Linked DNA regions of Homo sapiens: region 2 is linked to region 1. Evidence: read pairs that join two places in POLR2A ChIA-PET (ENCODE). Cell type or tissue: GM12878. All regions are shown on one strand. Each heading gives the region's core, and the rest is flanking DNA. Links, peaks and the distances in the headings are about the cores only. Region 1 has its middle 58 kb from the start of LINC02214. Region 2 has its middle 78 kb from the start of SEMA6A.

The links. ChIA-PET counts read pairs that join two places held together with the same protein. Peaks named below come from ENCODE experiments on the same cell type or tissue, not always from the same donor. Only the 100,000 strongest peaks of a DNase experiment are listed, where the experiment ranks them.
Region 2: POLR2A ChIA-PET joins it to region 1 with 12 read pairs; 2 of 35 experiments call an interaction of 5 or more read pairs at or near these places.

What each region holds. Positions count from the first base shown.
Region 1 is chr5:116,695,758-116,711,893 of GRCh38, forward strand. No RefSeq gene overlaps it. Among named protein-coding and RNA genes, the nearest start is that of LINC02214, 58 kb to the right of the region's middle. RefSeq lists enhancers at 8,818-9,544, 8,951-9,050. In GM12878, for the core only: no CTCF peak of the experiment used is centred there; DNase peaks (open chromatin) are centred at 7,154 and 9,154; H3K4me3 peaks cover 341 bases; H3K27ac peaks cover 811 bases.
Region 2 is chr5:116,644,893-116,661,028 of GRCh38, forward strand. No RefSeq gene overlaps it. Among named protein-coding and RNA genes, the nearest start is that of SEMA6A, 78 kb to the left of the region's middle. RefSeq lists a silencer at 7,441-7,735 and enhancers at 7,441-7,735, 7,670-7,719, 15,909-16,136. In GM12878, for the core only: no CTCF peak of the experiment used is centred there; a DNase peak (open chromatin) is centred at 7,579.

The sequences.
Region 1 (16,136 bases), core at 7,149-12,148:
CCCATATGCAAGGGCTGAGCCTATGTGTATTACTTACATAAAATAAGGGTTTTTAGCAAAACAAGGAGACATCTTGTTAACATTAAAACATGCAATCCATTTCTGCTATTATTTTAACCCTAATTTGAAATAATAGACTTTGACCTAATGTTACAGATTTCAGAGAATAATGGAAAACTCCAGTCTTTCTAAATTTCCTAGGCTGGCCATAAACTGTAAGATCAAGTTGTTTTTATGACCGTAGCTTGTATAAATATAGCCAAGTTATTTTGGAAGTCTCTAAAATGTTATTATTTAAGCAAGTCTTTAGGATGTTGCCCTTGAGAGAAAGATTTGCTTTTTGCTTGTATTAGAAATTGTAGTTCTCTGATGGCTTTCTGTGATTAGCACTTGTTGGACACTTAAAGCATTTCTTATCAGGAAGATATAATTGGATCTCCTACGATTTTGCATCTTCAAATGTATCTCTGAATGGCCACCCGAGAAAGCATTTAGCAGAAACACTTGTTAATGGATTTTTTTCTTATCCCAGGTTTACTTCTAATGCAATAATAATCACATATATTTCCAAAGTGCTTTTTATTCTCAAATACAAATACAGCAGAGCTCCTTACAAACTAAATGTAATTCTGAAATCTTGTGTTCCATCTCACCATCAGCTCTCTCTGGAGTAGGACATAGGCACAGCAACAAGGAAAGAGGGGAATTCAGAGACGGTTCCAGGATAAGACAAGACTGGGAGCATTGAGCCCACTCGAAATTGTTTTGTGTTGGAAATGCTAACCTCTTGGCCTTCAAGCTGAATGCAAATTCGTCCTCCAGGAATTAGTCATTCTGTTCTGGGCTGTAGTTCATGCTTTTCTCCCACTCTCTTTTGTGTCGCACTCATGAAGATCCCTTGCAACTGAAGCCAGGAGACAGTTTTTAGTTAAAAAGAGGAGTGAAAATTGTGCTGAAAAAGAAAAAAAAAAACGCAGTGGAATCAGCAGCTTTGATACAGAAATATAAATATTGCTTTGTTGATTTCAGTTTTTTGATGAGGGACACATATGCCCTTTTCCTTTTCCTCTCCTGATTTCCAAAACCATAAATTATTAACTTTGCCTGTTTTAAAAACTTTGCTTAAAATTATGTTTGTGATTCATCCAAGTTTTGGATATAGTAACATCTGTGCATTTACATTGTTAGTAGTATTATATTGTATAAATGTACCACAATTTATTTTACACACACACACACACACACACACACCCTTTTTTCACCTAAGGGTGTACGTAAACTATTATGACAACTGAAATACATAAAACAATTTTCATATCAATTAAAATGGTAAGGTCAACCTTAGGTCAGTTTTTTAAACGGCAGAATATTCTGATATTGCAGAATATCTACAAATATGGGTACCTCACAATCAGATTGGGCAGGGGATTCTATCAAAACGGGTTTTTCGCCAGGCGCGGTGGCTCCTGACTGTAATGCCAGCACTTTGGGAGGCTGGGGCGGGTGGATCACCTGAGGTCAGGAGTTCAAGACCAGCCTGACCAAAATGGTGAGACCCATCTCTACTAAAAATGCAAAAAATAGCCGGGTGTGGTGGTGTGCGCCTGTAATCCCAGCTACTCGGGAGGCTGAGGCAGGAGAATTGCTTGAACCCAGGAGGTGGAGGTTGCAGTGAGCAGAGATGGAGCCATTGTACTCCAGCCTGGGCAACAGGAGCAAAACTCCGTCTCGGGGGAAAAAAAATGTGGGGGGTGGTTCTTTTTATGTTTAACTTGAATGTAGAAAAAAAGATATAGAGGAGAATAGCCTAACTCACTGCAGCACACAATGCAGTACCTGGGCAAGTGAGTAACTGGGACTCTCATTTACTAATGTGGGAAAGCAGGGGAACGAGAAGTTCTGGTGCGGGAGGGTACACTAAAGAGGTTTCCTTTGAAAATGTTAGGTTTGGGATACCTATTAGATGTCAAAATGGAAATCTTGAGTAGGTAGTTACACATCAGTGTCTGCAGTGTAGGAGAGGCGAGGGCTAAGATATAAATGTGGGAGTCATTTAGGATTTACATCAAGTCATGAAGTGGATAAAAAGACTTATGGGTGAGTAAACATAGAAAAGAGGAGAAGGCCGGACCCGGTGGCTCAAAACTGTAATCCCAGCACTTTGGGAGGCCGAGGCGGGCGGATCACGTGGTCAGGAGATCGAGACCATCCTGGCTAACACGGTGAAACCCCGCCTCTACTAAAAAATACAAAAAATTAGCCGGGCGTGGTGGCGGGCGCCTGTAGTCCCAGCTACTTGGGAGGGTGAGGCAGGAGAATGGCGTGAACCCGGGAGGCGGAGCTTGCACTGAGCCAAGATTGCGCCACTGCACTCCAGCCTGGGCGACAGAGCAAGACTCCGTCTCAAAAAAAAAAAAAAAAAAAAAGAGGAGAAGAGCCTAAAGACTGAAACTTGGGACACTTCAACATTTAGATATTTGGAGGTGGAGGAAATGCCAGCAAAGGGGACTGAAATATAGCGGCCCTTCAAATTGGAAGAAAACAAGGAGTGTTATCCCGGTAGTTAAGTAAAGAAAATATTTGGGCCGGGCGCGGTGGCTCACGCCTGTAATCCCAGCACTTTGGGAGGCTGGGGTGGGTGGATCACGAGGTCAGGAGATCGAGACCATCCTGGCTAACACGGTGAAACCCCATCTCTATTAAAAATACAAAAAATTAGCCAGGCGTGGTGGCGGGTGCCTGTAGTCCCATCTTCTTGGGAGGCTGAGGCAGGAGAATGGCATGAACCCGGGAGGCGGAGCTTGCAGTGAGCAGAGATTGCGCCACTGCACTCCAGCCTGGGCGACAGAGCGAGACTCCATTTCAAAAAAAAAGAAAATATTTGATGTATAAGGGAGGAAGCAACTGTGTCAAATGTTGAGGAAAGGGTGAGTAAAATGAGCCTGAAAATTGAGCATGGTTTTGAAAAGGTGGAGATCACTGGTGATATCTATGAGTGCTTTTTGTGGAACAGTGAGGACCAGATCGTTATAAGAGTGAGTGGAGGAGAGAATGTGAGTTGAGGAAATGGAGACTCTAAGCATAGACAATTATTTAATGAAGTTTTGATATAAAGGAAGGCAGAGAAATAAGGCAATAGCTGGAAGAGTTCATGGAGTCTGCACTTTTTTTAATGGGAGAAATAAGAAAATGTTTGTATGCTGATAGAACTGATACAGTAGAAAGGGAGAAGATGATAATTTCAGAAAAGATAATGAAAGGAAACAAAATACAGATTTTTAAGATAAACAGAATTAGGAAAGTTTGATGAACTACAATGGACACTAGCCAAAAGAAAATGATATATAAAGCCTTTACTGTATGAAATTAAGAAAATAACAATTTACCCCTCTCAGAAACATTATTTTCTAAAGCATAAACCACGGATCTTGTGTTTTCTTAATGGCCATGTTTGTGCATGTATAAAAGTACAAAACATTTAGAAATTCATGTCCAAGAGATTCTATACCCTGGTATAAACATTTACTCACTTTGTCCATGTTTATTTTCACAATAGTAACCAATAAAACTAAAGATTTTCTAAGTAGCAGGATCACTATAACAAATATTCCATCAAAACAACCAGGGAAAGAAAGCACTTTCAGCTAGCATTTTAGTATTATCCTAACTCTTTTACAAAGCAATTGTGTCATTGGCTAACCATCTCATCAGTTTGAACAACTGTGAAAGTTTACGAAAATTCTTTCCTAGTTGCTTTTTCAGAGAGATACTAGAAGGAATTTGCATGTTTGTGCACACTAGTGTGTGTTCCTCTTTTTCTTTCTTTCTTTTTTTTTTTTTTTTTGGTATAGCCTTTTTCTTTCTGTTTACTTCTGCAATCTTTTATGTTTGTGCTTAGAATAATAGATGTGTTTTCTGAGATTCTTAAATCCTTCCATCAGCATATTTCATAGATTTTCTTGGCTCTGTTGATAAGATAGGAAAAGAACAGTGTAAGCAGCAGATGCTGTTTTTGTTCCATAAATGAAGACAATTAATAAGTTTAATTTTGCATAAAAATGAAAAGAAGCCAGGCACGGTGGCTCATGCCTGCAATCTCAGCACTTTGGGAGGCTGAGGCAGGCAGATCACGAGGTCAGGAGTTTGAGACCAGCCTGACCAATATGGTGAAACCCCATGTCTACTAAAAATACAAAAATTGGGCGTGGTGGCGTGTGCCTGTAATTCCAGGTACTCCAGAGGCTGAGGCAGGAGAATCGCTTGAACCCAGGAGGCAGAGGTTGCAGTGAGCCGAGATCGCGCCACTGCACTCCAGCCTGGGTGACAGAGCAAGACTCCATCTCAAAAAAAAAAAAAAAAAAGAAAAAAGAAAAAGAAAAAAGTATATAAAATGCAAAATGGCTTTTCTCAGCAGTAAATACAGCATATATGATTAGATGTTCTTTTTAAAAACTACACAATGGGCCAGGCGCAGTGGCTCATGCCTGTAATCCCAGGACTTTGGGAGGCTGAGGCGGGCAGATCAGGAGGTCAGGAGATCGAGACCATCCTGGCTAACGCGGTGAAACCCCATCTCTACTAAAAACACAAAAAATTAGCTGGGCGCAGTGGCGGGTGCCTTTTGTCCCAGCTACTCGGGAAGCTGAGGCAGGAGAATGGCATGAACCCGGGAGGCAGAGCTTGCAGTGAGCCAAGATCGCACCACTGCACTCCAGCCTGGGCGACAGAGTGAGACTCCGTCTCAAAAAACAAAAAAACAAAAAACCAAACTACACAGTGAACATCGACTATCTAGACATAGTTTTTGGATTTCTTCTTTTTAGAAAATAGTGTTGCTAAATATTTATATTTCTTGCAATTTTCCCTTTATGACTAAGCTTATTCCTTATGTGCTTGGTGTAACAAACATAATTCTTGTACTTCACATTTTTGAACAGTAGTGTGTATTGTGGAGAACCTTCTAGGTTTTAAAGCCTTTTTAATGCTTTGTCTCATTTGAACTTTTTTTGTGGCATGAGCATGGCAACTGCTACTTTAAAAACTAGGCTGAGGCTTATAAAGAGTAAGTGGCTTGCCTAGCAGCTCAGCTAAGTCTGAAACCTAAGCATTCTGACTGCCAACCTCATGAGCCTTTCATTTGCCAAACTGCCTCTCCAGCCATGTTTGTTTCCATTTTAAACCCATCACAATTTCTGAAAATCAGACCTAATGTTCCCCTTTGCATTTGCTGGGCTGGCTTTTGGTATACTACAATTTTATACCTTTGGAAACTTTGAAGATTTTTAAAAAAATACTTCCTTTAATTTTGCTATCAATATCTTTTCCATAATGTGTTTAAAAATATTTATTGTAGGCCGGGCGCGGTGGCTCACGCTTGTAATCCCAGCACTTTGGGAGGCCGAGGCGGGTGGATCACGAGGTCAGGAGATCGAGACCACGGTGAAACCCCATCTCTACTAAAAATAAAAAAAAAAAAATTAGCCGGGCGTGGTGGCGGGCGCCTGTAGTCCCAGCTACTCGGAGAGGCTGAGGCAGGAGAATGGCGTGAACCCGGGAGGCGGAGCTTGCAGTGAGCCGAGACTGTGCCACTGCACTCCAGCCTGGGTGACAGAGCGAGACTCCGTCTCAAAAAAAAAAAAAAAAAAAAAAAAAATTTATTGTACATGTAACATGGGCCAGGCATTGTTCCAGCTTGTGGAAACAACATGGAAAAAAAGATATAGGACCTTGGTTCTCAGAGAATCTGCAATCTAATTACAGAGCTTATTATGTTAGGGTGGGTTACCAAATGTCTTCCTTCTTGGGTCAGTTGGAGGGAGATTTCTGGAGAGCAGCCTTTTTGGGGATTTGTGCTATATACCTGAAATCATTGAGTTGACTTGATCAATGGTTCAGATGAAGCCCTTTCAATTTTCTGAGAAGATATACAATTGCAATAATTAGAAAATGAGTTTTAGGTTGCCAATAGTGAAAGACATGGATGGGATTATTCCTGAACAGCTCAAGAACCAGGATGTTGAAGAGTCTTAAACAAACCATGTGAAAAGCATTTCTACTCACAGATTCTGCTAGACCAAGATATGATACAGGCCAGGCATGGTGGCTCATGCCTGTCATCCCAGCACTTTGGGAGGCCGAGTTCAGCGGATCACCTGAGGTCAGGAGTTCGAGACCAGCCTGGCCAACATGGTGAAACCCTATCTCTATTAAGAATACATAAATTAGTCAGGTATGGTGGCACACGCCTGAAGTCCCAGCTATTCGGGAGGCTGAGGAAGGAGAATCGCTTGAACCCAGTGGGTGGAGGTTGCAGTGAACCAAGATTGTACCACTGCACTTCAGCTTGGGAAACAGAGTGAGTCTCAGTCTCAAAAACAAAACAAAACCAAGGAGTCTCGCTCTGTCGCCCAGGCTGGAGTGCAGTGGCGCGATCTCGGCTCACTGCAAGCTCTGCCTCCCGGGTTCATGCCATTCTCCTGCCTCAGCCTCCCGAGTAGCTGGGACAAAAGGCGCCCGCCACCATGCTCGGCTAATTTTTTGTATTTTTAGTAGAGATGGGGTTTCACCGTGTTAGCCAGGATGATCTCAATTTCCTGACCTCGTGATCCGCCCAACCTGGCCTCCCAAAGTGCTGGGATTACAGGCGTGAGCCACTGCACCCAGCCCCGATACAATACGTTCTTTAACACTGGGTAATATTTATTGAGTGTCAGGTTTGTGGAGAATGTTTTGTAAGAATAATTTCCTATAATTCTTAGAGGTAGGCATTATCATCATCATTCCCATTTTAAAATTGAGAAATGGAGCTTTAGAGAGAAGCTTTATGTAATTTGTCTAGGAAGTATCAAAGCTATAATGTAAACCTAGGATGTCTAGTTCCTTAGCTTTGCTTTAATCACTGTGCAATATACCTACTCCTGAAAAATACTTGAATCCCATTATTGTCAACTAGTTGAAGGTTAGAAATGCACAGTAGCTCTGGTTTTTCCAAGAAACTTGGAAAAGAGAGAATAAGCAACATCAGTGTATGGTCGAGAGTCCTAGCCTCCTTGTGTTTTTACAATTGTGATGTCTCTGCATGGCCCAGCATTTCAGGAACTATCCATTGAAAAGCTCTGAAAACCAAAAACAAGTTCATTTGCAAGTTTTCATAATTATACATGGCTGTGACCTAATTCTTCCTTTTGCTTTGTGTTTGACTAATATGTATTAGTCACATCTAACCTCCAGTTTCTGCTCCCCTACCCAGCCCCCAATTTGTTAGGGAAGGGTAAAATTCTGATTTTTGCCTGCCCAGACTTTGAGTTTGGAAGCTAACTTAAAATCTTACAGAATCTCTCTTAGCTTTCTCTATATCCCTCAAGCAATCCATGAATGAAAACAATGAGCACTGTGCTTTTCTTTTTGTTTTGTTTTTTTGTTTTTTTGTTTTTTTTTTTTTTGAGATGAAGTTTCACTCTTGTTGCCCAGGCTGGAGTGCAATGGCAAGATCTCAGCTCACTGCAACCACTGCCTCCTGGGTTCAAGTAATTCTCCTGCCTCAGCCTCCCGAGAAGCTGGGATTTACAGGCATGCACCATCATGCCCGACTAATTTTCATGTTTTTAGTAGAGATGGGTTTCACCATGTTGGCCAGGCTGGTCTCAAACTCCTGACCTCAGGTGATCTGCCTGCTTCGGCCTCTCAAAGTGCTGGGATGACAGGCATGAGCCACTGCACCCGGCATGCACTGTGATTTTCATATGGAACACTGGGCAAGTGTGGCTTTGGTGAATTGTATGAGACATTTTACCTACATAATCTCATTCATGTTTTTGGCCTTTTCTATCCTTTGAACAGGGTCTAATTGGCCTACGGTGATATATTATGTAATAAATCCCTGTAAAAGGACACTTTTTCATAGAAATTCAGTCATGTTTAAAAATGCTTCATAAATCATGGAGCACAAAACTTATTGCATTTGCAGCTCTTGAACACAAGTGTAGCGTGATTTCTATTTGTCAGCATCTTGTTCAAGGTAAACTGGGCCAGTAACAAGTATGAGCTTGAAGGATTTAAATAATGGAATTAACTGACTTTGTTGTATTTCTCTATTTGACCTCAATAAACACAAAATATATATTTTCCCCTCATGTTTATAAAGCATATACAAGATTTAATTACATACTTGGCCTACAAAAAGCTTTAATATTATTTCCCCAAAGTAGAACACTTGTACAACATATTCTCCTACCAAAAAACCAAAATATTGAATTTCTACAGTAAACAAAATAATAAAAATCTACTTCAAATAAAAAAACCTCTTCTAAATGACTCTTGAATCGAGAGGAAACAAACGAACAAAAACAACGGAGATTACAAATGCTTTAGCAATTAATGTAAATGAGCCCTCTTCATTGAGAAATCTCCATAATGCGAATAGAGCCCCAGTCAGAGTAAGCTTCATGACTTTAACCTTTCTATTTTAATAAAATGAATCAGAGACTTAGTTCAGGGAACAACCTAGGAAACTTAGAAAAAAGAACAAAATAAATTGCAGGTGAAAGCGAGAAATAAATAAAAGATGGAAATTACTATATATATATTTAAAAACCTATCAAAGAGACTTTAAAGAACACTGGACTTATCAATAAAACCAAAACTGTTTTTTTTTTTTTAAACAAAAATACTTAATGGATAGGCTTGCCAGATAAAATACTATACGCCTAGTAAAATTTAAATTTTAGGCTGGGCGCAGTGGCTCACGCCTGTAATCCCAGCACTCTGGGAGGCCGAGGCAGGCACATCACCTGAGGTCAGGTATTTGAAACCAGCCTGGCCAAAGTGGTGAAACTGTCTCTACTAAAAATACAAAAAATTAGCCGGGCGTGGTGGTGCATGCCTGTAATCCCAGCTACTCAGGAGGATGAGGCAGTGAGAGAAGAGAGACAGACCTTCTCATATTGTTTTATATTGTTTTATACTCAGAAAAGGAAAGAGAAGCAAAACTAAAGGTGCCTAGGATTCAGACCCGAAACCAAGGAATCAGACCTGAAACCAGGCCTGGGCCTGCCTGACCTAAGCCTAGTAGTTAAAATTCGACCCCTGACCTAGCAACTGATGTTATCTATAGATTATAGAAAGACATTGTAAAACTTCCCAGTCTGTTCTGGGAACTTTTCTGAAACAGTTTCTGAAACAGAACTGTTTCACTCTGACCACCGGTGCATGCAGCCCCTGTCACATACCCCCTGCTTGCTCAATTGATCATGACCTCCTCATGCGGACTCCCTTAGAGTTGTGAGCCCTTAAAAGGGACAGGAATTGCTCACCTGGGGAGCTCGGCTCTTGAGACAGGAGTCCTGCCGATGCTACCGGCCGATAAACCTCTTCCTTCTTTAACTCGGTGTCTGAGGAGAAAAGAATAGTTATCATCTTTGGAAAAAAAAAAAAAAGGGAGGGTGGAATTTATATAAAAAGAATGTTATATGGTAAATTATTGTCCTGAAATATATTAACTGGTTGTTTAAAGAAAGAAATGTTTGTAATAAGTCAGAAAGTTAAGGCATGTCGAAAAATTGCCTGTAAAAGTCGTGAAAAGAAAAAGTTATAAAAAAAAGTGTGTTAAAAAGAAAGAATTTATGCAAGAAATGTATAATTTAAAAGTAATTAGGCCTCCTAAATGTAAAACTATTGAAGAGACAGTTTATGTGCAAGGTGTATAAGGAAAGTAAAGTATATATTTGGTAAAAGGATTATAAGGAGGCATAAGAATGTGGATTTTTACCTACATTAAAAGGTTAAAAATATGTGTATTTTGTTTTAAAGGTTTAAGGAAGTTTTAAAACATTAATTGTGTGTAAATTCTGTGTGTAAACATATTAGCTAAAGTTAAAGAAGTATCATCCAGTTTTTCTGTAAACCGGACATTAAATAAAAGCATAACAGGTTTTTCTTAAAGCACCAACCTGTTCTTTAACAAAAATTATAAATGGTTAAAAAGAGTCTAAAACATCTTACCTTATAGTCAAACATTAAAAATTAGATAAATATGTCTACAAGATTTTATTAAAATTAAGTTTAACATTAATAACACACTAATATAAAGATAAAATTTAGCTTATCTGGTATAAAAATCATACAAAAAGCATTATTAAATATAAAATGGTTTTTAGCTCTCTTTGGTCTAAAGGCTAATAAAAATAGGTGCTAAAGGAAATTTCTCAGTAAAAAGGCACTAAGGACTATAAAGTCCACTGCCAAGGTCCCCACATTCAAAACAAAAGGTCGATTTCTTAGAAATTATATACTTGGTTTACCTTCCACTTTCCTTTCCCTCAAAACTAAAAGTCTTTTAGCACATGTACTACCCTTAGAATTTCCGGTAAACCAGCAGCAGCCTGAAGATCACGTTCTCATCGAAAGGTGGAAAGAAGAAAAACTCCAGTCAGCCTGGGAAGGACCCTACCTTGCGCTGCTAACCACCAAGACTGCTGTTCGTACAGCAAAAAAGGATGGACTCTTCACATCCGAGTCAAGAAAGTGCCACCCCCTCCAGACTCGTAGGCCGTAGTCCCAGAGGAAAACTCTACCAAACTAAAGCTAAGAAAAATCTAACTATTTTCATCTATTCTATTACTCGTTCTTCTTTTCGCGCTCTATTGCTGACCATCTAGTTATTAACATAACCAAGTCAATTTCGCCTCAAACTGTTGCATTTAATGCTTGCCTTGTTATAGCCTGTGAGGACTTGCCAAGTCAAAGACAGCTGTCTACTTCAGAAAAGTACTTCTGTCCCTCCTGACTCTCCTCAGACTGGGCATTAGTAAACTAAGGCCATTTAATCCAGGGAGATTTCAATAAAGGCCCCAGTGCCAACCAGGAGTCTTGCCCCCTGAGGCAGAGCTTTCATGCCATAGTTGGTCCAACATTCTGTGGACCACTAAAGAACAAGGATGGACTGCCCCAACTGGTTTTTGTAATTTCCTAAAATCATACATTCATTTTTCTAAAAGATCATAGAAGTTAAAGACTTAAGACAAACTTTAGCAATTAAGACAAGATACCAAGATGCAAATGCCTGGTTAAAATGGATCAAATATTCCATCTGCACGTTAAATAAAAGCAATTGTTATGCTTGTACACATGGCAGGCCAGAGGCCCAGATTGTCCCTCTTCCACTAAGGTGGTCCTCCAGTCGACCAGGCGTAGGCTTCATGGTAGCCCTTTTCCAGGATTTTACAGCCTGGAGTAATAATTCATGCCAAGCTCTCTCTGCTATATCCTGAAGTCCGGCACCCTGCAGGTCAGCCCCCGAGGGCCATCCAGCTTCCATCTCCCAACACTAAGTTCACTTCGTGTCTCTCACAACAGGGAGGAAACAGCATTCCTTGGAGACCTGAAAGGATGCGATGAGGCCCCTGTTCATCCCTGAGCGGATGTGTGGTGGTATTATGGTGGACCTTTACTACGCACTCTGCTGAATAACTAGAGTGGGACTTGTGCTTTAGTCCATTTGGCTATCCCTTTCACCCTGGCATTTCATCAACCAGAAGGAGAAAATATAAAACATCGTAAAGCGAGAGAAGCCCCTTATAGGTCTTTCAACTCTTACATCTATTTAGATGCAATTGGAGGCCTGCAAGGAATACCAGATCAATTTAAAGCTTGAAATCAAATAGCTACAAGATTTAAGTCAATATTTCAGTAGGTGACAGTTAATAAAAATGTAGATTAAATAAACTACATCTATTACAACCAACAGCAACAAGCTTTTCATGAGTTAAAAGAAAAACTCAGGTTGGCCCCAGCCCTAGGGCTAGCTGATCTGACAAAACTTTTTACACAGTATGTGTTGAAAAAAGGAAAAAAAAAAAATGGCAGTTGGAGTTTTAACCCAGACTGTAGGGCCCTGGCCAAGGCCAGTGGCCTATCTCTCAAAACAGCTAGACAAGGTTTCCAAAGGCTGGCCCCCATGTCTAAAGGCCCTGGCAGCAATGGCCCTGTTAGCACAAGAAGCAGATAAGCTAACTCTTAGGCAAAACTGAAACATAAAGTCCCCCCATGCTGTGGTGACTTTAATAAATACCAAAGGACATCATTAGCTAACGAATGCTACTAGATACCAAAGCTTGTTCTATAAAAATCCCTGCATAACCATTGAAGTTTGCAACACCCTAAACCCCACCACCTTGCTCCCGGTATCACCCAGCCCAGTTGTACATAACTGTTTAGAGATATTGGACTCAGTTTATTCTAGCAGGCCCAACCTCTGAGACCATCCTTGAACATCAGTAGACTGTGAGCTGTACATGGACAGGAACAGCTTCGCCAACCCTTGCAAAGTGACTCTAAAGATGACAAGCCCGGCTCCAGTCACACCCGGAAGCTGACTGGTCCACGCACAGCCCAAGCATGAAAAAACTCATCGCAGGACTCATTTTCCTTAACTTTTAGACTTGTACAGTAAGGACTTCAACTGACCTTCCTCAGACTGAAGGCTGTTCCCAGTATATAAATCAAGTCACTAAAGTGGCACGAAAGGTTGCTATGGTCCTATTATTTTATGGTTATTATAAGTGTGCTGAAACTCTAAAAAAAAACTTGTTTGTATAATGTTATTCTATACAAGGTATGTAGCCCAGGAAATGACCAACCTGATGTGTGTTATGACCCATCTGAGCCTCCCATGACCACAGTTTTTAAAATAAGATTAAGGACTGAGGACTGGTGGAGGCTCATAAAGGATACAAGTAAAGTGTTAGCCAAAATAGACAAACAAAAAGGTGCCCAAATGAGTCACCTTAAAATTCGATGCCTGTGCTCTCTTATTATTAATAATAAGTTAAAAATAGGATGAGGTTCTCTTAATTAAGAAAGAGGTTATATGACAGAAAATAAGTACATTTATCATAAATTAAGACTGTGTAAAAATAAATGTAGATACTGGTCTTGTGTCATTTAGGCTACTTAGATGAAAAAAATGAAAAACTCCTGTCCACCTTCAGCAAAGGAAAAGTGGCCCTTCCTGTACCAGTAGCCAGTGTAACCCCTTAGAACTAGTAATAACCAACCCCCTTAATCCTCGCTAAAAAAAGAGGAATGTGTAACCCTAGAAATTGATGGAGCTGGACTGGATCTTCAAATAAATATCATAGTTTGAAGAAAAGTTTACAAACGCTCTCCTGAGCCAGTATTTCAAACCTTCTATGATGAACTGAATGTGCCAGTACCAGAAATTCCAGGAAAAACAAGAAATTTGTTTTTGCAATTAGCCAAGCATATAGCCCAGTCTCTCAGTGTCACTTTGTATTATATATCAGCACAAGTGTACTATATGAATCATTATCAATCTATTGCACAGAAAGACATAAGTAGCAGAAATAAGAGTGAGAACTCCCGCTAATAAAAAGTGAGAGTCTCAAAGGGGAAATGAGAGAAGAGAGACAGACCCTCTCATTTTGTTTTATACTCAGAGAAGGAAAGAGAAGCAAAACTAAAGGCAGGTAGCCCAGCGCCCAGGAACCAGACCTGAAACCAAGGAACCAGACCTGAAACCAGGCCTGGGCCTGCCTGACCTAAGCCTGGTAGTTAAAATTCGACCTCTGACCTAGCAACTGATATTATCTATAGATTATAGAAAGACATTGTAAAACTTCCCGGTCTGTTTTGTTTCACTCTGACCACTGGTGCATGCAGCCCCTGTCACGTACCCCCTGCTTGCTCAATTGATCATGAACCTCTCAAGCGGACCCCCTTAGAGTTGTGAACCCTTAAAAGGGACAGGAATTGCTCACTCGGGGAGCTCGGCTTTTGAGACAGGAGTCCTGCCGGTGCTCCCGGCCGAATAAACCTCTTCCTTCTTTAACTCAGTGTCTGAGGAGTTTTGTCTGCGGCTTGTCCTGCTACAGCAGGAGAATCGCTTGAAACTGGGAGATGGAGGGTTGCAGTGAGCCAAGATCATGCCGCTGCACTCCAGCCTGGGCGAGAGTAGAGTTTCTGTCTCAAAAAAAAAAAAAAAAAATTTCAGATAAACAATAAATTCTTTTTTAGTGTAAGTATATAAAATCGTTACCTTGTGTATAATTATTATACAAATTATTATTCATTTTTATCTGAAATTCAAGTTTAACTAAATTTCCCATATTGTTATTTGCTAAATCTGGCAATGCTGTTAATGGAAGGGAGTATTATTTAAAAGTTTAAAACTTGAGACGATGGAATCTAGATGAACTTTGTAAGAAAGTCAAAATTACATGAGTTGCATCAAGAGATGACAAAAAACAAAAGCTAAACAAAGAATTTAGTACTGCAGAAACAAAAAAGAATGTTAAGTATCTGTTATAAAAAGAGTACTAGGAATTCTGTTTTCATCTTTGGAAGAGTAACAAGAACCAGACTTAACTTTCTGCAGTGAAACTGGACAAAATATATGGAACAACTATTTTTAGATATTCGGCAACAGGCAGTGCACACCATGATCCCTGAGAGAAGGGAATGAATGAGGTAAGCCCTAAGATCTTCTTGGCTGAATGCTTGAAGTGATTTTCAGACATAGGCAAAGGTAGAGGAAACTTACTCAAAGACTTGATGAGTTGTGAAGATGTAGGTTGGAGGTGGGAATGTAGACATGGCCAGAAATTGCAAAGCATAGTTCTAGAAATGAAAGACCTGCATAGAAACAAAAGCTGCAAAACCTGTATAGGGTTTACTAGAGGCCTTGCTGAGGATGCATAGAGTGAAACTCCAAAAAATAGGGGTGCGGGAGGGAGGAAGACTGAGAAGTTGTATGCTGACCGATTCCCTCAGTACATGTAGAATGACTATAGGTGCAGACATCTTGAATGGCATGTACATTAAAATTGTATAAAGAAATACTTCCTCCTTAAGTGGAATTTATTCTATGAAAGCAAGGATGCTTTAAATTATTTTGACAAATAGAGCATGATCAAATGGTATATATTCAAGGAATGAAAGCATACTACATTAGCACATCTATCAATTTAGCCAATATTGATGGAAGCTCAAAAACAAATAGGAAAAGATAAAAAATTCCTAAGTATAAAAAATAGTACTTTTAGACATAAACAACAACTATCATATTAAATTCAGAGAAGAAGGATCGGATGCTCTCTTCATCTTTTTCTTTTTCTTTTTTTTTTTTGTTCTTTTTTTTTTTTTTTTTTTTGAGGTGGAGTCTCACTCCGTTGCCCAGGCTAGAGTGCAGTGGGATAATCTTGGCTCACTGCAACCTCCATACCCCAGGTTCAAGTGATTCTTGTGTCTCAGCCTCCCTAGTAGCTGGGATTACAGGTACCCACCACCATGCCTGGCTAATTTTTGTATTTGTAGTAGAGATAGGGTTTTGCTATTACGGCTAGGCTGGTTTCGAACTCCAGACCTCAAGTGATCTATCCCTCTCAGCCTCCCAAAGTGCTGGAATTACAGGCATGAGTCACTGCACCCGGCCGCTCTTGTCAACTTTTTCACACTGTTCTGAAGATTCTTTCTAGTTAATGCAATCAGACAATATATAAATGGCATCTGCATTAGAAAATATAAAATTATTATTATATAAGCAGCAAAAATGACCACATGCCTACAAATTAAATAGATCTAAACAAAATAGTATTCAAAGTAATACTAGAACTCACAAAAGTATTTGGAAGCAAAATGAATACATAGAAGTAGTTTATTTATGTCAGCAGTAGATAGTTAACATTAGTTTAAAAAATCTCAATGATATCAACAACTGTGAAAAGTCTCACAATAAATTTAATGACAAATGTATAATTTTTCATGAGGTTCAGCAGTCACAGTTGCCTGAAAAGATATAAGGCTGAATAAATGTAGTATATTTCATATTTCATGAATAAATGTAGTAGTCAGGATATTATCTTTCTCAAATTCATGTATTAGTCTTCTGAAACTCCCATCATAACCCTGACATTGTTTCGGTGAGAAGTCAGTAGAAGGAAACTTGCCAGGATTTTTAAAAATTATCTGAAAGATCATATGTATAAGATTATTATTCAAAGTTGTTTTGAAAGGGATTTTATTGTGTACAGACTTAACTTACTAAATATTAAGAAATTCTGTAATATAATTAAAACATTATGGCGTTAGTACATAATGAACAAATAAATAAAAAAACAGTA
Region 2 (16,136 bases), core at 5,190-10,189, 53 kb before region 1:
AGACAATTGGATGGTGCCCACCCACATTGAGGGTGAGTCTTCCTCTCCCCATACACTGACTCAAATGCCTATCTCCTCTGGCAATACCCTCACAGACACATCCAGAAACAATACCCATCATCCAGGCATCCTTCAATCCAATCAAGTTGACACCTAATATTAATCACCACAGAAAGTAACGTTCAAACTCTTGAAAGCTGAGATAGGTGATCACGCACCAGCTGGGAGAAAGAAGGCCTTGGCTCAGACTCTTTCTTTCAAAATTTCTGCTAATGTTTGAAACATGTTAGAAATCCCAAAGTTCACTCATCAACCCATTGTTCCAGTTTGGTTTTGAAAGCAGCCACTTTATCTGCTGACTTGAACACAGTTGTTGTTGTTATCCCCTGAAGTGACAGATTGAGTTCGTTGAGCAGGTTGAATGTGTCACACAAGTAAGCAAGTTTTGCAACCCATTCTGTGTCACTGAAATGTGCTGCCAGTGTTGCCTGTTTTTCTAAAAGAAATCTCTGGAGTGGCTCTCATAACTAAAAAACTCTGGCCAGTGATCTGCCTTGAGAAAGCCATCTCACTTCTGTGTATAAGAGAAGACATGTGTGCTCTGTATCCATCTCCTCTCAGAGCTGTGCAAACAGATGTGAGTTATGCGTATGCACTTTATTGTGGTTGATAATTTTAATCATATCCTACAAAATGTTGTTAAGTTCAGGTGACATTTTTTGGCTAGCCAGCATTTTTCTATGGATGACACAGTGCATAGACTAATATTCAGAGGCAACCTCTTTGAACCAAGCAGTGAAACCTGAAAGCTGTTTGGTCATGGCAGCTGCTCCATCCATGCATACAATGACACAGAATGACCAATTCCATTTTCCTAATGTGTAATCATTCAAAGACTTGAATAGTTCTGCAGCTGTGGTGTTAGTTGGCAACAAAAGCACACATAATATACCCCCATGCACATCCTCCTGAAAAATATATTGCACGAAAACAAGCATTGTTGCCTTGTTGTCAACATTGCTAGACTTGTCAACCTGGAATGTGTACCACAGTGACTCATTAATCCTCTCTAACAATTGTGCTTCAACATCCTCTGCTTTTTCATCAATTCATCCAGTTATGGTGCTAGCTGAATGAGGAACACAAGGCATATTTTGAACCGCAGCCTCTCCTAAAAGTTCACAACAAATGTCCTTAGCAGTGGGCAGGATCAACTCTTCACCAATAGTAAAGGGCTTCTTAGCTTTAGCAATGTGGTTAGCCACTAAGAATGATGCTTTCAGTGGAGACACATTTGATGAAATGGTGGCCTTCAATAATTGCTTCTGTTCTTTGTGTTCACAGTTTTTTTTCTTTTGAAAAATTCCACAGGCTTGTCTTTTAATGCAGGGTGCTTGGTCTCTATGTGGCGAAGCAGTTTTGAAGGTTTCATGGCTTCATTGAATAGCTGGTTGCCACACGCTATACAAAGCAGGTTTGGAGAATGTGAATCACCTGTTGCAATGAACCCATACTTTAAGGAGGACTCTTGGTATTGTCAAGTGCAGCTTTCTTTTTGTTGGCAGTCTTAGAGTCTTCTGCTGTCTCATCATTGGGTGTTTCCCCCTTTTGGAAGAAGCTCTCCAGTGATATTTGCTTTTTACTCATTTTGGCTAGGGTTATCTTGTGGACTTAGCAAAACTGTGACTGAGACAAGTGCACAGTGCAGAAAGAGGCATGAACAGAAATGGCAAATAAAATAATGGGTGGGCCACGCGTGGACTAAAATAAGTGTCAGATTCTGACTTAAACCCTGCCACTAGATGCAGCTGTACAATTGAAGTACATCAACTCACTTGCAACTATAAAGCTTGGCACCAGATGCAGTTTAATTGTCACTTGTCACTCACTGATAGGGTTTTGATATGAGTCTGCAAACAATTGACGTATTATGGTGTCTGCACAGTCAAACCTCTCTACTAATGTTAGTTGGTGTTTGCAGCCACTCCCCAGCACTAGCATCACCACCTCAGCTCCATCTCAGATCATCAGGCGTTAGATTCTCATAAGGAGCATGCAACCTAGACCCCTCACATGCACAGTTCACAACAGGGTTTGCGTTCCTACGAGAATCTATTGCTGCAACTGATCTGACAGGAGGTGAAGCTCACGCAGTAATGCGAGTGATAGGGAGTGGCTGTAAATACAGATGAAGCTTTATTTACTCACCCGCTGCTCACCTCCTGTTGTGCAACCCTGTTCCTAACAGGCCATTGACCAGTGCCAGTCTGTAGCTCAGAAGCTGAGGACCCTGTCATAGAGTGTACTTACATACGTAGATGGTATAGCCTATTACACACCCAGGCTATATGGTATATGCCTATTGCTCCTAGGATATAAACTATTACTGTACTGAATACTTCAGAGAATTGTAATACAATGGTAAGTATTTGTGTATCTAAACATATCGAGGCATAGAAGAGGTACAGTAAAAATATGGTGTTATAATCTCATGGGACCAGCATCATATATGGAGTCTGTTGTTGACTGAAACATTGTTATGGGCACATGACTATATATGATTTTTATAATTTACTTTTAAAACTAATTTTTGTTGTCACAACACTCATGCTTTTATTTTTTCCTTTAATTGTTTAAACTTTTGTTGACTTACCAAACCAAAGGGGAGAAATTTTTTTTTTTTTTTTTTTTTTTTTTTGAGAAGGAGTCTTGCTCTGTTGCCCAGGCTGGAGTGCACTGGCACAATCTCGGCTCACTGCAAGCTCCGCCACCCGGGTTCACGCCATTCTTCTGCCTCAGCCACCCGAGTACCTGGGACTACAGGCGCCCGCCACCATGCCCGGCTAATTTTTTGTATTTTTAGTAGAGACGGGGTTTCACCGTGTTAGCCAGGATGGTCTCGATTTCCTGACCTTGTGATCCACCCGCCTCGGCCTCCCAAAGTGCTGGGATTACAGGCATGAGCCACCGCGCCTGGCCGCAAAGGGGAGAAATTTTAAGTATGGTGGCTGTATACTTATTATTGGCTCATTTATCCTGGGCTATTCTGGCTTTTCTTGTGCAGTTGATTAACAGGTAATCAAACGGTTTGATTTCCGTGATTTCCTCTGTCTACCTCCCTGTGACTGCACAGATCTGTTCGTGTTGCCAGGCTGATTTTATAGTCAGGGTGCTCTGTTTGCATGTCTCTGGGACCAACAGTAGCCAACTCAAGGAAAAACCAGGAACAAAAAGAGGCTGCTTTTTTGGGATTTACTGCAAAGTAGTAGGAGAGTTTATGGAATCAAAGAAAAGGATGAAGGACTAGACCTGGGCAAGAAGAGAACCAGAGCAGCTCCAGGAATATAGGAGACAGAAAAAGTCTCTTCCAAGTCCTATCCTGGAGGCAAATGATCTCCAGCTGTTCTAGGGCTGCACGTATTCTGCTCACAGCTCACATTCCAATGAAGTGTGACTAGGGAGTGTGGGTCCCTTGATGAAGCTCCCTGCAGGTCTGCATCCAGTGGAAGAAATTTCCCAAAATAAAAACTGTACCTTTTTTTTTTTTTTTTTTTTTTTTTGAGATGGAGTTTTGCTCTTGTTGCCCAGGCTGGAGTGCAATGGTGCAATCTTGGCTCACTGCAACCTCCGCCTTCTAGGTTCAAGTGATTCTCCTGCCTCAGCCTCCTGAAAGTAGCTGGGATTACAGGCATGTACCACCATGCCTGGCTAATTTTGTATTTTTAGTAGAGACGGGGTTCCTCCATGTTGTTCAGGCTAGTTTTGAACTCCCGACCTCAGGTGATCCACCCACCTTGGCCTCCCAAATTGCTGGGATTACAGGCTTGAGCCACTGTGCCTGGCCAAAACGGTACCTTTTAACATCAGAAGGGAAATGGAAGTTAGGCAGCCCAAACAACAGATGTATAGTCTACCATTAGTTCCTGCAGTCATCTAAATGGCCGGTAGCAGATTGGATCTTAAAGGCATTTAGGACATTCATTCAATACAAGTGCATCTTTTAACTAGCGATATATCTTATTTAAAAAAATCATCTTCATACCTACATTTGGAAAAGAATTATTATTTTTAAAAACAGCTTCATATTCATTAGCTGCTACTATACTTAAAAACTTGTTGAGGTAGATAGAAACAGAATTAACATGCCCTCTTCTGAGTTGAAAACTGGAGGTGCTGGATATTCAAGGCACTTGTCCCAGGTCACACTGATGCCTTAAAATTATAATCAGGGCTCCAGCTGAGTTTCCTTATGTATAGTTTCTGCACCTCCTGCCCCATCTAAAAAAGTCTCAGCATATATTAGGAAGCTGCATGACAGAAAGAACAGTGCTTTGGAAAGGTGAGATTCAAGTTTGGCTTCAACATCTGTGAGCTGGATGGTCTGCTTACCTGAGGCCTCCTGGCTGTCTCTCTCCCATGGATGACAAAAGAATAAGATGGCATAATAGATAAGACTTTAGAAAGTGTCACACAATTGTGAAATGTTATGATTTTCCTCATTCACACTCTAAATTCTCCTTATATGTGTAGGCATTTAGTGACATTATCATTGACTACTACACCATCTGCTAGTTGAGCATGTGAGCAGTATCAATGCAAGGTGTATTCTCTATGCTTATCAATATGGTTGAAATCAATGAACTCAGTGCTTCAAACCTGAATCACATTTTCTTCAATTTGTGTTGTTGCTACCTGCTAAGAATGCAGTAGTAAAGGTGTTCAATTTCCAAAGAATAATTAAGCAAGGACACTGTGTCCCATCTTTGATGAAATGCAGATTTCACATTAAAATCAGATCCTTCATTTTTAAAGGTTGAATAGAATAACACCTAAAAAAAGAATTCCAACTGGTTAAATTTAGGCTTCTGAAAAAAAAAAGTTTAATGTAAGATTATTCTTGGTACAGAAACATTTTCGCTTGGCTGTGAATTGGATACATTTGAAAATCATTTTAAGCTCTTGCTTTTGGAATTGTGTGTGATCAGGGAGATCATCAAACAAATGTCAATAGGCATGGTAGACTCAGTAACACTGCTTCCCTCATTCTAATGAGCTATTTTATGAGAATAGGTTAAGGTAGTTTCTGCTTTGGAAAAGGGGGTCTTCTGATTGCAGGTATGTTTGCAGTGATTGGTCACAAAAGGCTGATAGTATTATTGTAGGTGTTGGCCTCCCCATTCAAGCTTGGCTCACTCCAGCGCCTGGAACAGACACTTGTCTTGCTTATTTAAAACTTATCTACCTATCCCTATGAATCTGAAGTACCATATGGCACATGTAGCCTTTTCAAGAGACATGCCAACTGATGTCTCTGTTGCATATCTTATGCATATAATTATAATAATAGATTAGATTTAATGAACTTATTCTATGTACCAGATACCTGGCTGATCACTATACATATTTATTTTTACCTCGTGCCATGAACATAGAAATCATTGAAGAAGATAAAGTGACTTACCTGGCCATTTTATGGCCATTTAGCACCTATAAACTTGGCCATCGCTGGCTTAGAGGAGGAAAAAAATATTTAAAAAAAAACATTTTTTCTTCAAACATAGAAATTTTTGTTTTCTTGCTGCTTTGCCAAAGAAAGAGCTCTAAACAAAAAACGAGGATAGTTCTTTCCCATCCTATCCTGTTGCGTTATCATCTCCCAGATTGGATGAAGAGGGTAAAGACTCATGCCAGCCCCTCTAATGCCTCAAACCCTGTGTGCTGTAATAGACTCAAAACAGGAAAGAAAGGAGAACAGTTCTCATCCCTGTCCCATGCCACTCCTGCCAGACAGAACTGTTGGCATATGCCCAACTGGGCAGGCGGCCCTTTTTGTGACTCTTTCCTTTGGCTACCCGCGAAACCTGGTCATGGCGTCAGCCTTGGAGGACCTTTCCCGGAGAGCCATGAAGCCACTAGGCTGCCTTCCCTGCTGTGGGCCTTGGGGCTTCAGTCATGGCTCTGTTGACAGGAGAGTAGCTGAATTATAATAATAACCTTTCCTTCCACCTCACGGGGGTGTCGTTAGCATGAGATGACATAATAGATGTAAAAGTTTTTTTGAACAGTATAAAAATATAAGTCAAAATAATAAAAGAACGAAGAGCATTATGATTACAATGATGTCAGAGTGCTCCATCCCAGGATCGTTTGAGCTGTCAATGACAGAACAAATTCTCTCTGCAGGCCCCAGGGTTTTCACTCAAGGTTTTAGCAGATTTGTCTAAAACTAGCCACTCTCTTAGTCAGAGAAACAGAAGAATGGAAAAAGTTCAGTGAGCTGCTATTTGGGGCCAGATACTACCCCAAAGTTTCTCTCACACATATACACACACATTTGCATATCCACAGGTACGTAAGACATACACATAGGAAACATGTAAATGTTGACAGAGGGGAAAAATATAATCCAGATGTAGTGGCAACTTCTCTGCGCCTATAGATCTGGGTCAGATTATCTTAAGCCCCAACTCTGCAGCAGGCATAGCACCCCTAAGTCTTTCCAAAATTTCTGCAGTTTCCCCAGGTGTCTAGTGGTTATGCCAGCTTTTATGGTTTCTGTCCTTGGGTTTCCATTTCTTACAGGCAGCAGACTCTGCTGCCTAACATGGACAACACAGAGAAGCTCAGGCTTTGATTTCAACAATCAACATAATCCGTCCCAAATATACTAGTAGATTTTGCTGGAATGAATAGGAGTTAAGTGGATGTGCAGGTGGGATTGAATTTACACAGCAACAGTGAGGTTTATGTGGCAACACTGATCAGTTCAGGAGGTACAATCCATGCTGAAATGTCTGTTGATCACCCCTTTCCAGGGGGTATTGAGAGCCTTTCTCCAAGCGCCTGCTCTTCTCCCTGTTCCTCCTCACTTCTCCCCACGCCCCACATTCCTAATCCCACATCCCATATCCCCATTTTAGAAGCCAATAACTGGTTTTCTTTCCCTGTCTCAAGCAGAACAACCCTCCCAATCCCTGAGTGGTGGGTGGGGCTACTTCTGTTCCACGGATGCTCTTTCAAAAACTGAAGGAGGCTTCCCAAGTGAATCTAGACAATAAATTGTCTTTGCCTCCTTCCACAAGTGTGAAATAATTACATATTACCCAAATCCTGCAGCCCATCAGGGCTGAACACAGATTACAAAATCATATTCAATACTGTTTAACAGTAACTTTAAATGGATCACTCACTGAAATCTTGAGGTTTAAACACAATCGTTTTGAAAATCTAGCTGAGCTCTATGTTGCTCTGTTATTCTGCTGAGAGAAGGAGGGGAGACGGGTTTATTCCTGTCAGTAAAAAAAAAAAAAAAAAAAAAAAAAAGATGAACTGTGTAAAAATAATGTAAGGGGAACACCCACTATTCCTGTCCCTTCTCAAATGTCACGTCACATTGATCCTGGTGAGCCAGGAAGTCACTTAATGCATTCTTTAAAAAGTCAGACTGTCCAGGGAAAGGACACCTTCTTTCACTTCCAATCAGCCAACCCATCACTCCTTTCCTCCATTTGTAAGTCTGTGGAGTAACTTAAAAGGCATGAGTCATGTTCTGAAAATCAAACATGCGCATGCAGAGCATGCAAAATGAACCGCGGAGAGAGTCGGCATTAGAGACACAATGCGGCCTTTGTGAAACATGACAACATCCCTGGGGACCGAGGCTTCTGAGTGTTGCTGAACTGAGGAGAGTAATAACAGGGTCCAGGGTTTGCCAGAGAGTGTGTCATAACATGGAGATTTTAGGAAAAGTGTGGAGTCCCTTTAATCAGCTCTGAGAGGAGCTTGCTAATAGTGCCTTTTTGTCAGTTGTTTATGTGGTGGGTGGGTCAACATCAGAACTTTACCCTTTTATTGTTATGAAAATTTGTAGACTGTTTATCTATTTTCTTTCCCTTTTCCAAGGAAACATTTGCAAAATGTTAATTACAGAGATTCTAGCTTTACCTTTCCTGAAAGATGAATTCTGAAACATTACTTTTACTTGGGATCACCTCTCTTAATTGGGGGACTTTAGTTTCAATGACTTTGCCTGTCACTCTGAGCAGGGTTTGTGCTCCAAAGGAATCTCTTGGGATCTACCATTTGTCTGGGAGACAGGGATATTATTTTGGGCTGTGAAGTCTGTTTGCTAAAAAAAGTGCTGGGAGGATACCAACCACACACAAATGTAGGAATTTCTACTTGTTAAGCCTTTCCGTCTGCAGGGGAGTTGTTGCATTATTTCTTACAGCTGTTGTTCAGTGAGAGAGTAGTACGTTTGAGTCTCTGATCTCATCTCCCAAAGTTTATTGTGAAACTTTCATATGAGCACCTGTGTTCCTGGATTACAAAATGACACCATTAGGCAATTCTTATTGTCGTGGATAATTGCCATAGAAAGGGGAATAGGATAGAGGACTAGAAAAAAGAATGAAAGTAAACACTTATGGGGAATATTGTGCTTTAGAAAAAGGCATTGCAATGTAATAGCATGATGATTTTAATCCCAGATTCATAGTGATTTAATGAAATAAGCAGCATCCATAGGCTCAAAACATATGTTTACAGAGGTAGATGGAATAGCAGATATTTCTGTTGTAGTGATTTTTTTGTGTCCAAAGTGTATCTTCAAAAGGCATATAGTCCTTTGAGTTCTGAAAATACCAATAGTTTTCTTTTTATGCTCGTTGTGTTTAGCACTCATTGTTTTATCTTGGAAGACACTTTCTATTTCTATGTACAGCCATCATAGTAGGATTTACATTTCAGCCGGCAGCAATCCCTAAGACTATAGAAAAGCTGGAAGGAATAAGAAGACTTCTTATTTTAGCTATCATAGATGATGATTGGGTTCATAAAGGACTTAAGATATAATGATAGGGAAAATTCATAACCTAATGCTTTCAAGTCAATTTCATGTTCCGCTTTTAATTAGAATCAGCCTTCTCTCTTTTTCATTTGCTATGTAACATACCTTTCCTTAATTTCTGGGGGGAAAACCCTCTCGAAACAGGGGTGAAAACTGTTGATTTAGAATCATGTCATAAAATAGAACTAAAGGAAAGGGGTGAACTGACTGCCTCAGACTGAAACAGAGCTCTTCAGGGTTGATCCCACTGATTGTACTGTTGATGGCAGAGAGAGAGCAAGGCAAACACAAAATTGTTAATGTGGCAACTAACACAATCCTAACCATAAATACTTGCCAAAGCCGGAATGCAGAATTTCAATGAACCCACCTAGTCTTTTATCCCACTGACATAATTTAAATCATGGGGCTGGTTTCCACACATGACTAGAAACCCCACCTCAGTGTGGTTTTCAATATAATGTTCACCTCATCATATATTGATTTCCAAATCTTTGGTCCCTAACTTTTCTTTACAAGGCTTTGGTTTTCTCCAATTACAGAATCTTGTTTAATTTATGCATGTAATTCTCAATGTTTCTTTGAGTACAGACCTCAGAAAGTGTTAGTGAATAAAAAGATTCAGCAATTGCAGTTTAACATTGTCCTGTCCCGAGCTCTTGAATTCTACTTCCTTCAGTCTTCATTTACCCCTACACTAGGATACAGTGGCCACTTTTTCCCCATGAACTTCTTCATGTTTTTTGACTTAAAGAAAAACTCTTATTTTTTGGTATTTTTTCAAATTTGAAGAAGGAGATTAGAAGATTCTGATGTTATTCTAAATGAATGTTAAAAAAAAAAAAAAAAGCCCAGCTCTCAGAAATGAAGGTAATATAGAACTGAATAAAAACCAAAACACAGTTTGAATAAATAAAATTCACCAGATTTTTTTCTTGGATATCAGCCTTTTTATGATTTTGGGCGCCTAGTCACTGAAAAGCTTTGTTCATTTTTTTTTTTTAAACATAGTAACATATATAGATATTGCAGTAGCTAATTGCAATTATTCACCCTAGACAAAGACAAAAAAATGAGTTTTTGTTTTTCTAATTTCTTAGCTTGTGTGCAAAGTTGCCATTCCAGATGGGGCCCATTATGTGATGTTGTATTTCAAAGGGAAACATTTCTTAAAGTTGCTGAAAAAAATGTTTATTAAGGAAATAAGAGCTGCTGAAGCAAAGACACGTGTTATCTATTTCGTCAATTAGTGGCAAAATTCTGGTAGTATTCCTAAAGAGCTGCAGGGGTTCTAATTGAAATATTCTAATCCTTCCTCTTCCCAACCCACCGAATACCATTGTCAGTAGGGGGAAAGAATCATAGAATTAAATTCTAGGTAAAACCATTTCTGATTTTGTAGCAATGAGAAAGGGTTGCACTATTTTTGGTTCTTGCATCATTTATTAGAAGTTTTTCTCAGTAGGACAGCAAGCAATTATCTGAAGCAGCTGGGTTATGTGAAGGACTGATCACATGTTATAACACACAGAGGAATTAAGGATTATGGAAAGATGAACAATGTAATTATGCTCATGGAGTGTCACTTATTAATTTTAAGGTGAGATTTGTAATAATTTCATAATAGCTATAACAGTCGGAGCAAATGTCTGGATTTGTAAGGGTCTCCAAGGTTTAAAATTGGTTCATAAATTTAATTTTGTTAAAATGTGGTTCCAGTTGCTAGAAAGTTTTTGTTTCAAGGAGAATGAAATCCTGCAAGCGATGAAGGCAAAATCTAAAGCTTAAAGTTCTTGTTTTAACAACTTTTATTCATCGCAACTCCATTTCCTTCCTGGGTTAGTGTAGAGATGGATTCATAAAGGATAGCTCACAACTATCTTGTATTTCCTATGAGTAATTGTGCAAAGGTGAAAAGATGACATAATCACAGCAATTAACTTCTTTTCTGGCTCCACTATGGTAATTATTAAGAAACATCACTTGTGGGAAGCCCAGCAATCACCCCAAAATCAGGGCTACCTCTGCTTTTCCGAAGTACCTTCCCTAATCTGTTTAGTATAGTTTCTCTCTGTTACACTTTTAATTGCCTCTTTCACTCTCTTTATTCCAGTTTTCTTATTAACATTATTGCTAATTAGGAATCTAAAGTAGGCCGCCTTTTCAAAACAGAAATGACGACCGTTTCTTTTCCAGGTAAGTGGGTGGTATTTGCAGCAAGCAATTAAAATGCACTTTACCCAATTAAAAAAAAAAGACTAATGATAACAATAGTTAAAAAACAACATCACAAAATGACGGTGAAAAACTTAAGTGATCTCGAAATTAAGCTATGTTAGTCAGCTGTTATGTGACCAGAAAATAATGCGTTACAGATAACACAGTTTTCTAAGCAGTGGTTGTTTGGCCATCTGACATAAAGTAAAAAATGAAAGAAAATAAAATCATAATTCTCCCAAGTCTATTATATTTTTAAATTTTTTACAGCTACTAGATAGCTATAGGGTTTTAATTTTCATTTTTGAGTATTTTTTTTTCCAAATGGAAATAGCTTTATTTTTTTTAGCCTATCAATGTAATGGGTACTCACTATTAATAATTCAAATAAAGTAAAAATTACCCCAAATCCCCAGTGAAAAACTGCTAAAATTTAGTGTCTATATTTACAGTACTTTTTATTTGACATATGAGTGTAGAAAACAGGTACAAATAAATGCAAATATATTTTAGTAAAAATTCATTTATTCAACAATATTTATGGAACACCTACTATGAACATGCAATAGAAAACCATAGTGAGCAAAACAGACATGGTCCTTTTACCCGTGGTGCCTACCAGCCTACCACAGGATAGAGATATGAATTAAAGAATCTTAAAACTGAATATAGTATCACAAATGTGGCAACTGCTACGAAGGAGGGGCACACAGTATAAGACCTTATATTAGGGGAAAGAGACTTCATCGGGGATGTCAAGGGAGATTTTTCTGAGAAAGTTATTATACTGGGTGTGGATTTCAAGGAAGAGTCAGAGGACAGATAGTACCTAGAAAAAGATGAGGATGAGGGGAAAGAAGGGATCTAGAGCAGCTGAGCTTTCCAGGCAGACGAAGCTGCTTGATTAAAGGTTTTCTGAGAGGAGAGAGCCTGTGCATTTGAGAAAGAAAGGCTAACATCCAGAGAATACGTTTGTCACATTAGAAGACAAGCCCAGAGTGGTGGATAGAAAGCAACACCTCAAAGAGCCTTGTGATTCTGCTGGGAACATGGTTCTCAACCTTAAGAGTAAGGGAAAGCAGTGACTGAAGGATGGAAGTAATATGTGTTTCATTAAGTTTCAGTGTGGAGGACTGATGGAGAGGGGCAAAATGCACGCAAGGGAATCCAGTTGAAGGCTATAATGGGTGAAGGGGAAGAGAGATGATGGCAGCATGAACTAGCGTCGGGGTGGTGGAGTTGGAGATTCAAGAACATGGCAATGAATTTTATGTGAGGAATAAGAGAGGTGTCTTTAAAACCTTTTGCTTTTTTGACTATAATGCTATTTTTTTTTTCTTATTGATTCACAGGATCTATTTGTCTATTTATATATTGTGGCTGGCTATTATTCCTTTTTTTTGTTATATGTGCCACATATTTTTTTTTGGTTTATTTTTTGTCTTTGAATTCTGTTTATGTTTTTTTTTCCATCGAGAGTTTGTTTTGCACAGTTTTGTCAATTTATTCCTCTTTGAGATTTTTGTGTCTCCTAATAATGCTTTTATGATAATATTTATTTGGGTTTTAAAAATCTATTTGAAATCTATTTTGGGGTTTAAACTCATATTTTCTAAATGGGTAAACAATTGTATTTATACATTTATCATTCATTACTCACTAATTTGAAATAAACTTACACACATGCAGACACACTCGCACACATGCATACATATAGCAGGTATTTGGTAAGTTATTCTAGTCCATCGTTCTGGCTGACTTTTCCTGTCTTAATTATGCACTGTTTTAATCAGGATAGCTTTATAGTATATATTCTTTACTCTTCTTGTGTGTTTTCTACAGAAATCTGGAGACCCAGCTTGTCAGCTCCGTAAAAGGAACTGTTGAGATTTTACCTGATATTGCACTAGATTTATAGATTAATTTGGAAAGAATCGACAGTTTTTACAAAACTGGGTCTTCCTAGATAGCAAGGTGATATGTCTCTTCATCAAAGTCTTCTTTTACGTCCTTCAGTAGAGTTTTACGATTTTATCCATATAGGTCTGAAGGCAAAAGTATTTTGTTTGCTTTAAATTATCTTGCAGTTTCCTACTTCTTGACTTCAGTCAAGTGTGCATAAATAAACCCATCTTTTCTGTTGAAAATATTTAGGCTGATAATTTTGAGGTTTGTATACAGCAGATAATTAAGATATCTCCCCTCTCCAAAAGGTTTGCCATTTGTTCCAGGCAGGAGCATGTGAGGAAGGTAATTTTTTTTTCTCTTGGAATTAATGCCTTTATGGAGAATTTCAAACCAACCTCTCTTTGCAAGTAAAGGCTTGCCTTCTCTAGTACAAAGTTTAATGTGGGCAGGAAATATGTATCTATGGCTGTATATCTACATCTTTAGAGACACACTCTATGATGATTTGGAAATATTCCAGTATACTTCCTCTGCTGATACATGTTCAAGTTCCCACTGAAAAATTACTCATTTTCACCCTTGTATGTTTATCTGCTTGCTGGTCTTTCTCTTGCCTGCTACCTCTTGGATTCATTGAAGGGTTAAGACAGTCCAGCCATAAGCCCTTAAGCAGTGACCCTAAAGTTTATCTTGTATGTTTTTGAAAGACATTCTCTTCTTTGCCGCCTCCTGCCGAGATAAAGAAGGAAGTTATTATTAGATGTTATAGTTGATAATGCACATAGAAGTATGCAAAAAAAAATCAAAGACTTCAAACATATTTATCTGTTTAACGGATTCAGCATTCCTTGTTCAAACAGCTTTGCTTAAAATTGTTCATTCAGCCTCCAAGTTAAGCTTGTGTCTGGTAGCCACAACTTGATTTAAGTTAGAGGCACGGTGAATTCCCTGAGAGAGCTGGCAGGGACAAAACTGAGTTTTCTCAACCTTTTCATTTCCTCCCTATTTGTCCTCAGACTCTACAATTTTGCTTGCATGTGAAGCTCCATCAATGATGCTCATGTCTTCATTTCATAGCTGTAGCCTGGGCTCTGCAATGGTGATGGCTTGCAGTTTACTATCTATTTCATTTGGGGTTAATACTTTCCTGTTATACTTATTGTTCAGCCCCACTCTCCTGCCTGGTACTGTAATACACTGCTTTCAGTATTCTCATGGGATCGCACAAGTCTGCCATCACTAGCTTGATTTTTAACAGGAAACTAGGACAACAAGAGCCTTGAGAAAGTGAATATGAGAAATGTATGCTTCTGTCTAGGGACATTAGTGCAAAATGAAAACAACACTATCTTCTATTGCTTGCTTCTGCCACCCCATTTTCACCAGTACATAACTAGAGCCCTTCCCTGCACTATTGGCATGAACAAAGAAAAATGGCTTCAGCTATCGGGGGCTGCACTTTGAGATGTGAAATATCACTTTCCTTGTAAACATATAATTGTCACCTGCTGGCTGCTTTCTTTCCTTCCACTCAATACTCAACTCTAAGCAAATTCTTGGTTCAAAGAGCAAACCTTGAGCCAAGAATAAATAAACCTATTATTATTATTATTATTAACAAATGACATTTTAAAAGAAAAACTCAGGAAACCTAGTGGCAGATAAATATTAACAACTCCTTCATGCATTAATTGAACTTAAGTGGATAACCAGTAAAGCTTTGTGGGAACCAGGTCCAAGTAGAGCTGGTCTTTGGGGAAGGGACTTCTGGTTCTTTCCAGACCTGGTTAATGATGCTCCAGTTAATAGTGACAAATTAATGGGACTATAAACAGGATTTGGGGGCTCCTAGGGAAGAAGAACATTTAAGTGAGAACCATAAATTTTCACTACTCTAAAGAAAGAAAGTACAGAAAGCCAGATATGATTTCTACTTTACCAGTGAGATAATGTCAGGTATCTGGTTTCTAGCTTTCTTTGCTGAGTCTCTCTTATGTTTCTCCACTGCAGTTAGCCAGTTGCTCTTGCTGACACCCCTTTCTTTACCCTGGGTCTTTGCTAATATAGTTCCCTGCCCTCAGATGCCTTCTCCTCCCATCCTGTATTGACAAGGATAGACATTTAGTTATTTCCAAAATTCTATTCTCTTCTTTCATAATAATAGACTTTGGGGTTGGCACATGGTTGCTGACCAAGAAACTACATTTCCCAAGCTCCTTTGAAGCTAAGATTTTGGATATAAATTAGATTCCACCAATAGAAGTTCTCTGAAGAGATTTAGAAGAAGAAAGACAGGGGCTTCTTTTGTATTCTGGCTATCTTCACTGGCCAACAAGATTGTGGGTTTCATGTGTCAGCTGCCAGTCTTCCTGATTGTCAAGGGGCAGTCCAGAAGCAGTGGTGGTGGTAGTCACATGTTGATCTGGTCTCTAATTCCTGAAAAAAGCACCTCATGTCCATTCTCTGACCTCCAGCTGCAGCAGGGACCTCAGACTAGACTGCTGTGGTTCTAGTTGTGGCTCTGAGTTGGCAGCTCCTCTACTAGGCTGGTTCTGGGTTGTTCTGAGAGTCATTCCATGACTCTCACCATTTCAGTGGCTTTGTTTTGTTTCCTGAAATGGCCCTATAGCAAATAACATTAGTTATATGCACCTTCATAGAATTTGAGGGCAGGAACATATTCACTGTTCTGAATAAAGCTGGCATATAATAGGCCCTCTCACAGGGAATGAACAGATTCCATATGGCAGGCATTGTGCAGGGCACTTCACCTACATCCTTTCCTTGAATCACGCCAACAACCCTAGGAGGTAGGCATCACTGATGGCAGTGGTAGCTGGTCTGGAGAGGCCGCTGGCATGACACTGGCTGCAGTGGGGAGGTGTGCCTGGGGCAGTGTGCTCCATGGAGCAAGCAGGAGCCTGAGACAGGCAAAAGCCCCTCTTTCTTCCAAGTTGGAGGGGTGGGAGCCCCGCCCTTCTAGGTGCAGCTGGAGCCACTCAGCCCTGGCTGCAGACCTGGGCATTTCTGCACTCTTGGGGGCCTGAGAAGTCTCCCTGTCCTCATAGGCTCGGAAATGCCTTCTCTTGCTGACTGGCCTGTCCCGCTGCCTGTCCTGTCCCTGGTCTGGGTGCCTGTTCCAATTTCAGAGCAAAGTTGTGAT